2 separate regions of the Homo sapiens genome follow, and region 1 is linked to region 2. Evidence: chromatin contacts called from ENCODE Hi-C or POLR2A ChIA-PET data. All regions are on one chromosome and are shown on one strand. The core of a region is the stretch at or near the end of the contact, and the rest is flanking DNA. Distances in the headings are between cores, read along the strand shown. Region 1 holds the start of ZNF80 (zinc finger protein 80). Region 2 overlaps DRD3 (dopamine receptor D3).

What was found. Hi-C counts contacts between places; a loop is a spot of excess contacts on that map. ChIA-PET counts read pairs that join two places held with the same protein, here RNA polymerase II (POLR2A). Pooled maps may share reads with other maps.
Region 1: a loop to region 2 is called in a map of CD4-positive, alpha-beta memory T cell, with 5 times the contacts of the local background. The contact joins the promoter of ZNF80 here to the enhancer-like site in region 2. A Hi-C loop is called at or near these places in 2 of 168 maps with a recorded cell type or tissue (CD4-positive, alpha-beta memory T cell and CD8-positive, alpha-beta T cell), 2 of 37 single-sample maps with no recorded cell type and 8 of 50 pooled maps. POLR2A ChIA-PET finds 5 or more read pairs at or near these places in 3 of 52 experiments (GM10248, activated B cell and activated naive CD4-positive, alpha-beta T cell).

The regions. Positions count from the first base shown.
Region 1 is chr3:114,233,968-114,241,259 of GRCh38, forward strand. ZNF80 (zinc finger protein 80) reads right to left here and starts at 3,611. Exons shown (of 1, transcript NM_007136.4): 1 at 664-3,611. The coding sequence starts at 3,107. The coding sequence ends at 2,286. RefSeq lists a promoter at 3,558-5,430.
Region 2 is chr3:114,150,442-114,157,701 of GRCh38, forward strand. The region is part of intron 3 of DRD3 (dopamine receptor D3); the gene reads right to left. Among named protein-coding and RNA genes, the nearest start is that of DRD3, 25 kb to the right of the region's middle. RefSeq lists enhancers at 1,966-2,499, 3,857-4,366, 4,367-4,876. Within about 2 kb of position 2,175, at least 10 of the 41 ENCODE cell types and tissues checked have a DNase peak (open chromatin) inside an H3K27ac peak, as active enhancers do.

The DNA of each region.
Region 1 (7,292 bases), core at 2,361-4,860, 85 kb after region 2:
AAATACATTGACATCAATACCAGTTTGGTGCTTTCTTGTGATCAAATCCAGGGAAATAGAAATCAGCCATCTAAAACTTAACCACTTGCAAAAGAGCATTTATGTTACCAGCAGTTTAAAGGAAATGAATGTTCATTGAAGAGCAGCCTATGCTGAACTCTCATTTTTACATGTATTCAACTATATATATGCTGGCTCATCATTTTAAAACTATTATCAGCCAGGTGCAGTGGCTCACGCCTGTAAGCATTTTGAGAGGCTGAGGTGGGTGGATCATGAGGTCAGGAGATCGAGACCATCCTGGCTAACACGGTGAAACCCCATCTCTACTAAAAATACAAAAAATTAGCTAGGCATGGTGGCGGGTGCCTGTAGTCCCAGCTACTTGGGAGGTTGAGGCAAGAGAATCACTTGAACCCAGGAGGCAGAGGTTGCAGTGAGCCGACATGCGCCACTGCACTCCAGCCTGGGTGACAGAGTGAGACTCCATCTCAAAAACAAACAAACAAACAAGCAAACAAAAAAATTATATTATCATTTATTAAATGTGATTAGGTAGCTCTGGATCCTTGGTCTGTTATTTTTTTTAAGGCATAATAAGACCAGGACTTAAAAAAAAACACCCTGTAAAATGTACGCTTTTTAAGAAATAATAGAAGTCACTTTTATTCTAACATGCTATCTTTATTGAAATATTTTAAACATTTATTGCAAAAACAATAAATGCTTTTTATTTTTCAAACATAAACAATACTTAAGTATAAAAGTAAAAACTGAACATTGCATATAACCCTGGTCCATCCCATTTCCTGCAGAAAACCACTATTAACAGTTTTATGCTTATACTTCTAGATGTAGTTTTATTTCCTGAAACTTTCTCTTTTACTAAATACTGTATCTTAGAGATGTTTTGATATCAGTACATACAGAGATACCTTATTGTTTCACAGTATTTCATAGAACAGATGTACCATAACTTACTTCCAACTGATAAACATTTAGATTGTTCTCAACGTTTCACACATAAAAACAAAACTGCAGCGATTATTCTTTGCACGCACATCTCTGCATAATATAAAAACATTTCTGAGGATTTCTAGAATTGAATTAACATGTCAAAGGATCTACATGTTTTATATTTTAATACATTGTATTCATCAAAACATTTTTTTCTGAGTTTCTCATTAGATTAGATAAGCTGTGTTTTGTTTTGTTTGTCTTAGCTCTTGTTTAACTTCTAGAAAACTAGTGACATGCTCTTGGAGAAGCCCCTCTTACAGAAGGCCAAAGAAGCTGAGAAAGCACAGAGGAAATAATCAAGGCTCACCTGGGAAAGCAACACAGCTTCACCATCATTCTCTCGTCCCTGAGAAAATAAATCAAAACAAACAAGTATATTGAGCACTGGGTGTTCAAAACCACATGAAGAATTGTTTTTTGTTAAATTAAAGCCTTAAGTAGTCTTAAATGATGTAGCAAAATATGCCCATTCAATGTGGTTACTTACCTCCTCAGATATGAAAGGATTTTATATGGCAGTATTTTTATATTCTACGTTCTTACAAGTTTCACATATTCCATTACTTAAGCGTTCATATTTCTCACAAAGACTTACATTCCTCAGGAGTACAATGTTTTAGAACAAAGAATGCATTCAATAAATCTTTACAGAGTTAATCTTTACAGAGGACAATTCTCCTGTAGACAGGAGTGAATACATATAAAGGACAAATAACGAGGCAAGGCCTTTGTACCTTTCAGCCATCTGCAAAATGAAGAACTGAATTCAAATTTTGATAGGCATGGCTTTCAGAGAAGTCTGACAGAAGCTATGCATGAATTTCTTTTTTTCTCTTTTACAGTTCCCTTCTTACTTAAAAAAAAAAAATCCTGAAGTGGCTTAGTGATATAAACTATGGAGAGAGGTGTGGGTGGTTCTTTTAAGTGCACAATAACCAACAGGTCTCCCTCCTGGAAAAATTCTCAGATGCTGAGGAAGATATTTCCTGTGGCCAAAAGATTTTCTTCACTAGTTTTTGTCAAAATGTCTTTTCGCAGTTTAAGTTCTCTGACGTTGACTGATGTGGGCCCACTTGCAAAAGGCCTTCCCACATATCTCATAGAGTTTATCTCTGGAAGGAATTCTTCAATGCCAAGTGAGGATGAGCTGCAGGTCACAGCTTTCCTACTGCCACTGAATTCAGAGTGCTTCTCCTCAGTGTGGCTCTCTATGTATCAAAGAAAAAAAAAAAAAGAAAACCCACAAATTCCCACATCATTTGCACTCAAAGGTTTTTTCCTCCAGAGTGGATCTTACTCTGTTGGGCAAAAGCAGAGTGGTAGCCAAAGTCCTTTCTATGTTCAAGGCACTCATAAGGTTTCTCTCCAGTGTGACTCCTTGTATGTCGAGTGAGGGAATAGCTGTAGTAAAAACCTTTCCCACATTCTTTGCACTCGTAGGGCTTTCCTGCAGTGTGGGTCATACTATGTCGGAAGAAAACAGAGCGGTAGGTGAAGGTCTTCCCGCACTCACTGCACTTGCAGGGCTTCTCTCCAGTGTGAATCTTCATGTGCCGGGTTAAGGAAGAGTTGTAGTAAAAGGTTTTTCCACATTCTTTGCACCCAAAGAGTTTTTCTCCAGTGTGGGTCACACGATGCTGGATGAAGACAGAGTGATAGCTGAAGGTCTTTCCACACTCGCTGCACTCATAGGGCTTCTCTCCAGTGTGAATCTGGCGGTAGCACAGGAGGTGCGACCTGCGGTTGAAGACCTTCCCGCACTCCACGCACTTACAGGGCTTCTCCCCTGTGTGAATCCTCATGGGTCGAACGAAGTCGACCTTTTCAGGAAAGGCTTTTCCACACTCCTGGCATTCATAAGGCTTCACCCCAGTGTGAATCTGCTGATGTCGAACAAGGAGGCTGTTTTTGTTAAACACGCTCCCACATTCCTTGCATTTGTAGGTCTTCCCCTCACGAACCAAAGTGTCTTTACTTGGTCCCTGGGAGTCACATTCATGGAGATTGTCTCCTGTGGAGACCTGCTCCTGTAAAACCTGTGAGTGCAGACCATCACCTGTCCCCAACCCATCGCGTTTAGGGCTCATCTTCCTCCAGAAGGTCTCCGTGTGGGAGACTGCAGCCAAACTCAAGTGCCCTTCTGCATTTCCAACTGTGTCCGGAATTGGTGGGTTCTTGGTCTCACTGACTTCAAGAATGAAGCCGCGGACCCTTGTGGTGAGTGTTACAGCTCTTAAGGTGGCGCGTCTAGAGTTTGTTCCTTCTGATGTTCGGATGTGTTCGGAGTTTCTTCCTTCTGGCGGGTTCGTGGTCTCGCTGGCTCAGGAGTGAAGCTGCAGACCTTCGTGGTGAGTGTTACAGCTCTTAAGGCTTAAGGCGGCGCGTCTGGAGTTGTTCGTTCCTCCCGGTGGGCTCGTGGTCTCGCTGGCTTCAGGAGTGAAGCTGCAGACGTTTGCGGTGAGTGTTACAGCTGGTAAAAGCAGTGTGGACCCAAAGAGTGAGAAGTAGCAAGATTTATTGCAAAGAGCGAAAGAACAAAGCTTCCACAGTGTGGAAAGGGACCCCAGCGGGTTGCCACTGCTGGCTCCGGCAGCCTGCTTTCATTCTCTTATCTGGCCCCACCCACATCCTGCTGATTGGTAGAGGCCTGGTCTGTTTTGACAGGGCGCTGATTGGTGTGTTTACAATTCCTGAGCTAGACACAAAGGTTCTCCACGTCCCCACTAGATTAGCTAGACACAGAGTGTGGACATAAAGGTTCTCTAAGTCCCCACCAGAGTAGCTAGATACAGAGTGTCCATTGGTGCATTCACAAACCCTGAGCTAGACACAGGGTGCTGATTGGTGTGTTTACAAACCTTGAGCTAGATACAGAGTGCCGATTGGTGTATTTACAATCCCTGAGCTAGACATAAAGGTTCTCCAAGGCCCCACCAGAGTAGCTAGATACAGAGTGTAGATTGGTGCATTCACAAACCCTGAGCTAGACACAGGGTGCTGATTGGTGTGTTTACAAACCTTGAGCTAGATACAGAGTGCTGATCAGTGTATTTACAATCCCTGAGCTAGACATAAAGGTTCTCCAAGGCCCCACCAGAGTAGCTAGGTACAGAGTGTCCATTGGTGCATTCACAAACCCTGAGCTAGACACAGGGTGCTGATTGGTGTATTTACAATCCCTGAGCTACACATAAAGGTTCTCCATGTCCCCACCAGACTCAGAAGCCCAGCTGGCTTCACCCAGTGGATCCCGCACCGGGGCTGCAGGTGGAGCTGCCTGCCAGTCCTGCGCCATGCACCCGCACTCCTCAGCCCTTGGGTGGTCGATGGGACTGGGTGCCGTGGAGCAGGGGGCGGCGCTCATCGGGGAGGATCGGGCCGTACAGGAGCCCACGGAGGGGGTGGGAGGCTCAGGCATGGCGGGCTGCAGGTCCCGAGCCCTGCCCCACGGGAAGGCAGCTAAGGCCCAGCAAGAAATCGAGTGCAGCGCCGGTGGGCTGGCACTGCTGGGGGACCCAGTACACCCTCCGCAGCCGCTGGCCCGGGTGCTAAGCCCCTCATTGCCTGGGGCCGGCAGGGCCGGCCGGCTGCTCCGAGTGTGGGGCCCGCCAAGCCCATGCCCACTCTGAACTCCAACTGGCCCGCAAGTGCCGCGTGCAGCCCGGGTTCCCGCTCTTTCCTCTCCCTCCACACCTCCCTGCAAGCTGAGGGAGCCGGCTCCGGCCTTGGCCAGCCCAGAAAGGGGCTCCCACAGTGCAGCAGTGGGCTGAAGGGCTCCTCAAGTGCCGCCAAAGTGGGAGCCCAGGCAGAGGAGGCGCCGAGAGCGAGCGAGGGCTGTGAGGACTGCCAGCACGCTGTCACCTCTCACAACCACTCTTTCCCTCACTCACCTCAACCTGGAGGAACTTCTGGCTCCCTGAGTTAGTCTTTCCAGGAGCAAGGCTCCCTAGGACAAGGCTGGCTGGCTTTGGCTTTTACTTTGTCACCTGGACAGCAGCTTTAGCAAAGGTATTTTCTGCTCTTTTATCACTGCTTCAGCTAGTAGGTCAACTGTGGTTTGCATGCCCCCGTGACGAGTGGTCTGCAGGTCTCTGGTGTCACCTCCCAGTACGGGGTCCTCTGGGGCTGGTCCAGCTGCTCCCACTTCTTCCAGGTTAAGATCATGGACATGTCCTGCACCACTGCCTCGGATGTCGCTGCAATGGAGCAAGACAAAAGCCACGCGGCACCTGCATCCGCATATGCAGAGAGTACTTCCGACTACAGATACCAGAGAGCCGCGTGCAGCCTCCGCCAGCCGAACTACAAGTCTCAGAGGCCTCAGTTTCATTTTTTAATTCCTGGGAATTTAACCCTCAATTATTCTAAATGGAAGTTGATGCCGGTTGGGTCGGGGCGACCTGCAAGCTTGCGCACAAACGTGCACATAAGAACATACATGTAAGGAACCTGTTCATGCAGGGCGTGGAGAGAGTGTGTCCCACTTATCACTTAATTTTACCCGCTGACCCCACGATAAACTGTACCAAGGGGCTGGCCATTAAAGTCAATCCAGTCAAAATACTCAGTGTGGAGAAGACATGGAAATTCAGGATCTCTTTTATGTTGTGGATGGTTCTGTAATTAGTAAAATCACTTTGGAAAAGTTTGGTCCTATGTCCTAAAGGTCTTTCCAAAACAAAGCTTTCCCACATGTACCAGGAAATGTGTTCCAGAATGCTCACATTAGCAAACACCTGGAGAGAGTTCAGGAAAGAGGATGGCCGCTACACAGAATACAACATTGTTCAGCCGCCTGGGACTGCTGCCGTCCAGTACTTCTCCCAGGGGAGCCAGGGAAGCATCACAGTTTATGTTGCAGAATCCTCAAAAATGAAGGGTGTAACAGCACCAAATCGCTCTGGAGCTGGTGAGGAGTGGAAGCCATCATATGGAGATTGGTGGCAGTGGCTTGAGCTTTGAGCAAGACCCTGATCCACTGCCCTCCCCTTCCCAAAATGCAGCTGGTTTTTAAAGTGAAGAGAGGATCTTGGAACCAGGGAATGAGAAGCAAATTGGACAGTTCTGGCGAATACTGAAGAAGAGAACTGATGGTCACTGACATATGGACCCCTCACTCCACCCCTCTTTGCTCGTCATAGCAGCTGTTTGGAATGTTCCTCTCTCAGAATCTAATCAGCTCAAGAGGAGAGACCCAAAGACGCTGATATTGCAGTTCTCCCAGTGAGGTGGCCTGGCACGTTGACTTTTAGCAAATACTTATACTTTGTTTTATTTTTCTTTCTTCTGTGCTGGCCAGAACCTCTATCTACTATATTGAAAAGAAGAGGTGCTATCAAATGCCATTTTCATTTTGCTGATTAAAAAAAATTCTTCTAATGTTTCATAATTAAGAATGTGTGTAGTGTGAAATTTTACTGGTATCACCAGCTTGATTAGTTTTATAAGATATAAATATTGGGGTCAGAGAAATAAAAGAGCAGGCAGACATGCTAACTGAAAAATCCAACAGAGTTTTCTCACCCAAAGTATTTGGAACAAATCAGTACAGTCACAATACAAGGCAGAAGGCTCAGCTGTGTTATCCAGACAGCAAGAGTCTCCCCAAGATGGGAGGCAATAGTGGATGGCAATGACTTAGGCTGCTATGCATGAGCTCTTCTGAATCGGTTCTGAACTGTCTTGCCAGGGACAGTGCCTTCATCATTCTTAGGACGCTGCACATTTGATGGTGAAGTTCTCTCCAGCAGTGGTTCTCAAAGTGTCATTCCTGGTCTCTGTTGTGCTTATTTTTAAGAGTTAAAGAGCTGGGCGCGGTGGCTCAGGCCTGTAATTCTAGCACTTTGGGAGGCCAAGGCAGGCGGTTCACAAGGTCAGGAGTTTGAGACCAGCCTGGCCAACATGGCGAAACCCAATCTCTCCTAAAAATACAAAAATTAGCTGGGCGTGGTGGTACGTGCCTGTAATCCCAGCTATTCAAGAGGGTGAGGCAGGAGAATTACTTGAATCTGGGAGTCGGAGGTTGCAGTGAGCTAAGATGGTGCCACTGCACTCCAGCCTGGGCAACAGAGCAAGACTCTGTCTTGAGAAAAAAAAAAGAGTTAAAGAAAGCTGATCACTAAATACATGCAATCTAACCATGATCATGTGGGCGGTTACAAAATGCATTAGTTTTATTTCTTGGAAATGTCTATTTTTTTCTTTAATGAATTTGTCTTTCAGCATATGGTTTTAATGATATAAAACAGCTCCTAAAAATGATAAAAAAAATT
Region 2 (7,260 bases), core at 925-3,424:
AGAGAGAGAGCTCCATATAATTTTAGTTACTTCAGGATCAAATCTTCTTACAACCTTGATATTTTCCATAGGTCCTTGTACAAAGAAAGTAATAAGAAACTGTTAACTGTCTGCCTCATGGGTCACGAAGGCCTCCTTTCCTGTAAGAGGGGAAGGCTTCCTTCCCTTCTAATCCTGGCCAGGCTCAGGGATCTAAGGTATAAGCTGGATCTACCAATGGCTCAACATTTTTTGTCTTGTCAGTTTCCAAGGAACCTGGAGCCTCCTTAACCCTTGTTGTGCACCTCAAGGCCTGGGATTAAGGAAAGGAAGGACAGATGCTGGGCTCGAAGGGATCGGGCAAGGCTTCCTGAGGCTCCTCCTGTGTGTTTCCCCTGCTCCTATGCGCCAGCACTGCCCGAATCTGCCTCTTGTGCATCTTGTTGTAGAGTAGTAACATTTGCATTCCCAGAAGGGCAGATTACAGTTAGCTGTGAGTTCTGAGATGAAGGTAAACTGTGCAGGACTTGGCCTTGACACCATGCTGTATGACAAAGGTGGCTTCTTTCTCAAAAGGGAAAAATTTGATAAAGTCAAATTAAGATCCTGCTACCCACTTCTTGGGAGGCTACAACAACCTAGTTCCCTTCATCTGATGCAAGTCCTCTCTTAAATCCCCTCCTTGGTTTATACAAGAGCAGGTCAAGTAGCAGCTGGTGTTTCTCTAGGCCTCTGACTCTCCTCAGAGCTTTAGACTCTGCCGGGGGCTTCTAGTACAATATGTCTACAAGGGCCTCGCTGTTAGTGGTAACTATGAGGCACCTTGGAGGAGGGGCTGAGCCTTGAGTCCTGCTGCTGCCATGACTGAACAGCGAGGGGAAGGAATACTGTAACTCACTTTCTCCAGGCCTTCCACTTGCATAATGTCCTTTGATGTAAAAGAGCCTGACCCTTCTGTGTATTCAGTGGTGTGCTGGTAAATGGCTAACAACAGGCTCTGTAGTTTACAAAAAGCCCTAATTTGTATTATTTGCCAATTTCTGTGGTGTCAATACTCCCACCATGGCCTATTTTAAGCTACCACCAAAGCTTTAATAACTGATGCAAAAAGTTTCTAAAATTTTGCCAATCAGCTCTCGCTAGCCATGATAAGCCGGCTTCAGCAGACCACTGAGAGTTATATACTTTCCTAAATATGCTATAATGTTCAGCAACTCCCTGGAGGCTCCATTAATGAAGTGGGCCAACAAGTGTAGGGAACCCTGGCTCTATCCCATAAAGGAGGAAGCAGAGATGCAAGGATGTCAGTTATGAGCCCAAGGTTCTGCAGCAAATTGTGGCAGAGCCATGTCTCCCACCTCTGAGGTGTGTTTCTCCTGAGTGCCCTCCTCCCTCTCGAGGGCATCGACAGCTCTCTGAGTTCTTGTGGGGGACAAGGGCTTCCTCAGTGAAGTCAGCATGGCAAGGGTGGTTACCGCTTGCAGAGCACTGCGTGCGCCCACAACTGAGTTTCCTCAATTCGCTCGATTCTGTTAATTGCCTGGGGGTCCTGTTAAAATGCAGAATATCAGGCTTAGTTTCTGGAGATTTTGATTTAGTACTTCTGAAGTGGAACCCAGAAATGTGCATTTTTGTTTCTTCTTTTTTGAAATTATTTTATTTTTCGATAAGTTATTGGGGTACAGGTAGTATTTGGTTACATAAGTTCTTCGTGGTGATTCGCGAGATCCTGGTGCACCCATCACCCAAGCAGTATACACTGTACCATATTTGTAGTCTTTTATCCCTCACCCCACTCCCCTTCATCTGATGCAAGTCCTCTCTCGAATCCCCCTCCTTGGGGATTCTTCCCCCAAGTCCCAAAAGTCCATTGTATCATTCTTATGCCTTTGCATCCTCATAGCTTAGCTCCCACATATCAGTGAGAACAGAAATGTGTATTTTTAACAAGCAAGTGCATCTTATGATTAGACAGGTTTTGAGAAAGTCTGCATTAGGGAAAACTTCTGTGACAAAGATTTTTGTTCACTTGGATAAGAAGTAAGAGACAAGACTACAATTTAACACTGTTACAGTAATTTTTTTCTTGCTCTTTTTTAAACATGATTAAACTGTTAGAATAAATGAGGCCCCCGCTTGTCATAAGCCGACTGCGACAGGGAGGCTGTACCGGAATTGGCCATCGGAGGGCACTATAATGCAGCAAGAACTCTGCCAGCACGGCTGGGGTGAGAAGTTCACTGCTCACCTGGGGGCTCTCCAGGCTCTGTGGGGAGGCAGAGAGGGAAAGCCCGGCGCCCTGCTTCCTGGAACCCTGCAGGGACCCTGCATTCCCACCCAGGCCGACCGCTTAGCCTCTGACTTCCTCTCGGAGCGATTGCACGTGACCGACTGCAGGCGAGGGCCGCGCCAAAGCACCCGGAGGGCTGGGCTGGGCTTGGCCGGGAGAGAGAGGCTTGGCCCAGGGCCACCTCTGAACATCTGGCCGCTGCGCTCGCGGCGGTATTCCCAGGTCCGGACCTGCCAGCCTCGCACTGTGCGCGCCGCCCCTGCAGACCCTGAGCCAGGGACCCTCCCCTTGTGTCTGAGCTCTTAGCTCCCTGGGCCGTTTCTGGTGTGGATGACTCCGCTGACCCCAGCACTGGCAGTGTGCTTGGTGATTAAGTCCGCGGGCATGAGAAACGGACTGATCAGCTCTGAATCCCGGCTCTGCCACTGAACTGTGTAGCCATGGGCCAGTGGTTTGTTTTTTCTAAGATCCAATTTTCTCATCTGTACAATGGGGATAATAATTTCTGCCCGAAAAGGCTGTAATGAATATTGAATGATATTTTCTCTGTAAACCTTTTTTTTTTTTAAGTCACAGTGCCCAGTGATTAATACTAAACATTCAAAAGACGGTATTATTATTGTTATTGTTGTCATAATTATTGTGCTAGCTCAAGGGATCAGTGATTGTTCATATCAGTGAGTTTATGGTTGTCTTCCCCTTCCTCCTGATATCAGGTAATATTAAATTTGTTTATTTATCCACCAAAAATGTACATGACACTTTCTATGTGACAGGCACTATTTGAAGTGCTTTACGAATATTAATTCATTTAATCCTCCTAACAACCCTTTGAGGTAGTTGTTATTATCTCCACTAAACAGATAAGAGAACTGAGGCTCTGACAGGTTAATTGACTTGCCCAAGGTCACATTGCTATTAAACTGTAGAGCCTGGATTTTTAGCCAGGCAGTGTGACTCTATAGCTAGGGAGCCCAGAGCCAGACTCGCACCTCAGCATCTCTGAGTAAGGGAGTGTGCTGTAATAGACAGAGGCTGCCTGAATCCTTACTCTTGCACCACCCAGTTGTGTGATCTCGGCAAGCTCACCTACCCATTCTAGTCTCAGCACCTTTATTTATATAGTGAGGGTATTACATCTCTCTCTCTGGGTTGTCGTGAAGGTTAGCAATAATGAATGAAGAGTTCTTAGTGTCTGGCACATAGTACATGCTAAATAAATGTTAACTATTTTTATTATTGTTGCTTCCAGACTCATGTAAGTTAGCATTAGCATAGAGGTAGCCAGGGCATTGAAGACATAGGTGCCCCATCCTCACCTTCACCAATGAAGGTGTCACTTATTGTAATAGAGTGCTGGTGGAAAGTCAGGAGATTCCATTTCTAGTCCCACACCTGTGCTAAGAGGCTGCAGCACTTCATGCAAGCATTTAGCATTTCCACTTAAATGAGATAACTGTGATGCCCCTTCTGACTTCTGGTTCTATGAGCAGGATGTTGCCCCTTCTGACTTCCGGTCCTATGAGCAGGATCTATATGGTTGGTCACTTACTGAAGGTCTCAGTACCTTGCAGAATTTGATTTCAATCTCAGAGCCCTGTCCCAGGGTGGGAGATGTGTGTGTGTGTGTGTGTGTATGTGTGTGTGTGTGCTGACAAGGGTTGCTCTTTAGGAAGCTAGCAGTCCAGGAGGAAAGAGGCCAGCCTGGGTGGGAAGGCCTGACTCTAACTCCCCGCCTGGGTTTAATGAGCCCCAGAGTTCTGTGAGGGCTGCTTTTCACCATCTTTTATTTGGTCAGACAGGGGGCTCAATATATCTTTAGTTCTGTGGACTCCCCTCCTGGAGTTGTTGAAGGAGAAAGCTTTTTGCAAATGACTGGAAAGCCTTTTGCAAATATAAAGTGCTTATTTAGATGCAAACTAAAAATCCAAGGTGCCTGTGACTCATCTGGTACCTATTGTGCTCGCTGCAAAGACGCGGAGGCTTGCCTGTGTGATGGGTGCCATTTGAGAGCCACTTAAAGAACTCCCTGGTGAATGAATTTGGCTGCATTATTCCTGGGCTCCTCTCGGAGGACTCTAATTCTCACCACTTGGTCGTGTCCTCCTCTTCTGACACATTCTCAGCCCTCTCCCTGAGTTAGTTTGGACCCAGGATGTGATGGGAGGAGGGCTGGCTCCCTGGGGAGGCAAGGAGCTAAAGGAGTGGGGGCTTGTGCTCCGAGGACTTCCCACTCTGCTTTTTAAAAACGAAATGGCAGCATTAATCCAAGCATCAGAGCTATGCCTAAGAATCTAATGACAATAGTATTACTTGCTTTCAAAAACCCTTTTATCATTTCCTTTTCTTTCATATCTCTTTCCACAGCATTATTATAGATCAGGGCTTCATGACCAAAAAATACTGAATCCATTTGGTTAAGTTTGTCAGATTGGTGACTGGCATTGTGTGAAGACCAAAGGTCTGCGTGAATGACTGCATTTTTAATGAATTGACCAGCTATTTGTCATCACATGAACAGAATGTAATGCAAACTGCTGTGAAGAATAATGAACCCAGCTTTTCCAAGGCCTGTTTTCATTTCTAGAATAGGAGGGGGCTCCATTTTGAGGCTTGGTGAGAATTCATTGGCCCATATAGAACTATGAGCCAAGAAGGGAGCTTCGTTTTCGCTTGGGATCTAAGGCATGGCTGGTCCCTTCAGGTAGGTAAGTGCTGTGTATTCTCGGAGTTTTCCTATATGGGACAGAAGCCAATTCAAAGTTACTCTTGTTGGTTGCGTTTTAAGTGGTAAAAACTAGAGGTGTGTTTTAGGCATGGCTGCTGGCCGCAAAATGGTGCTCTTGTGCAAATTAAAGAAAGGCGCCCTCTCCTGGCTGGCAAATCGTAGAAAAGCACCCTCTTCTGGCCAACTCTAGGCTTGGAAAAGGGAGTGATAGCTGAATTTCATTTCCACACCCTTGCGCAGGGAACAACCTGCACAACCTCACCCACAGCCCTAAGTGCATAAGAATATAGGTGGGTGGAGTGTATAGGCACACTCTCAAGAGGGAAGAGAGGAGGCTCAGGAACTACGAGGGCTGAGGGGGCTCTCTTTACACAGTTCTCCCTCTTCACAAAGCGAACCCTCTCCCATTCTCTGACGTCCTTTCCGAAAGCCTCCTCCCAAAAGTCAAAAGCCTCCTCCCTTTCCTCCTTGGAGTTCTCTCCCTCCCACTTCCCCTTCCGCCTCTTCTCCTTCTCCCAATAATATCATCCATCCATCTCATAGCTCCAGCAGGTGACCCAAATAAGATCTGCCATTTATTGAGAATTTATCACATTGTGCTAAGCTTTGACACACATTAACTCATTTCATCTTCACAATTCTTAGGTACTGTTGTTATCTTCAATTTCCAACTTCTTAGAGTATTTAAGGAATTTGCCAAAGCCACACCATTAGTACTGGGCGGTGCCAGGATTAGAATTCATGTCTATTTGACTCCAAGTTAGTAATCTTAAACTTTGTGCTAACCTCCCTAAATCTCCAACTACATCCCTGCCTTCTCCCCTGAGTTCCAGATCACATTACTTCCTGGATAGTCCACTTGTTCCTATTATGCCAGATGTTAAAAACCAAACCATTAAAGCACCAAATCGTCTCGACATGGTGATCTCTTCTTGACAGCATCTTTCTCCTGGAATCTTGTGTTCTGTTTGACTCCTTTCTCTTCCTAATCTTTCATATTCAAGAGGTTGGTGTTTACAGACCTTTTGCCGTTTTTTTTTTCAAAATTTCCCCTACTTTTCCTTTCTTGTTTCCTCCTATTTATTTTAGGATCCTATGATCCCTTACCTGAAATTCTGCTGCACTTTCTAACTGGTCCTTCATAGCACTATCAAAATCATTCCCTTAGAAGTAAAGCCTTACTCAAAATCCCTCAGTGCCTCCTTGGCCTATTGAATAAAAGTTAGAATTACCTCCACTGCCTGGCATTCAATGTTTTCCACAATATGGCTTGCCTGTCTTTCTTTCTTTCTTTCTTTCTTTCTTTTTCTTTCTTTCTTTCTTTCTTTCTTTCTTTCTTTCTTTCTTTCTTTCTTTCTTTCTCTTTTCTTTTTCTTTCTTTTTTCTTTCTTTCTTTCCTTTCTTTCTTTTCTTTCTTTCTTCCTTTCTTTCTTTTTCTTTCTCTTTCTTTTCTTCTCTTTTCTTCCTTCCTTCTTTCCTTCCTTCCTTCCTTCTCTTTCTTTCTTTCTTCCTTTCTTCTTTCCTTCCTTCCTTCCTTCTTTCTTTCTTCCTTTCTTTCTCTCTCTCTCTCTCTTTCTTTCTTTCTTTCTTTTTTTCTTTCTCTCCTTTTTTTTTCTTTCTTTCTTGTTGTTTTGAGTCAGACTCTTGCTCTGTTGCCCAGGCTGGAGTGCAATGGTGCAGTCTCAGCTCACTGCAAACTCCACCTCCCGGGTTCAAGCGGTTCTCCAGCCTCTGCCTCCTGAGTAGCTGGAATTACAGGCACCCACCACCATGTCCGGCTAATTTTTGCATTTTTAGTAGAGATGGGTTTTCATCATATTGGCCAGCCTGGTCTCGAACTCCTGACCTCAAACGATCCTCTTGCCTCGGCCTCCCAAATTGCTGGGATTACAGGAGTAAGCCACCGTGCCTGGCCTCAATCCCCCTTTTCAATTTCATCTCTTCCCAGGTTGCCCCATACCCTTCTCATGCTCCAAAGTCTATCACAATGATCCTCTTTTCCATAAAGCCCTTTCACATTCCCACAGTCTGATTCAGTCACCCTTGAACTTCACAATGCTTTCTCTGTCACTATGTTGTGGCATCTCCAGCCTGCTTTTTCTAGAGGTCATAGCACAGGCCCCCTCAATTGGCCCAGTGTTGTGCCCTCTGTAGCAACAGCCTCACATTTCCTTTTACATGCTGAAGTGGGAATTTTGAACAATAACCAAAAAAATGAATATGAACACACTTTGCTCTGGTGATCCTGCAAACCAATCAGCTA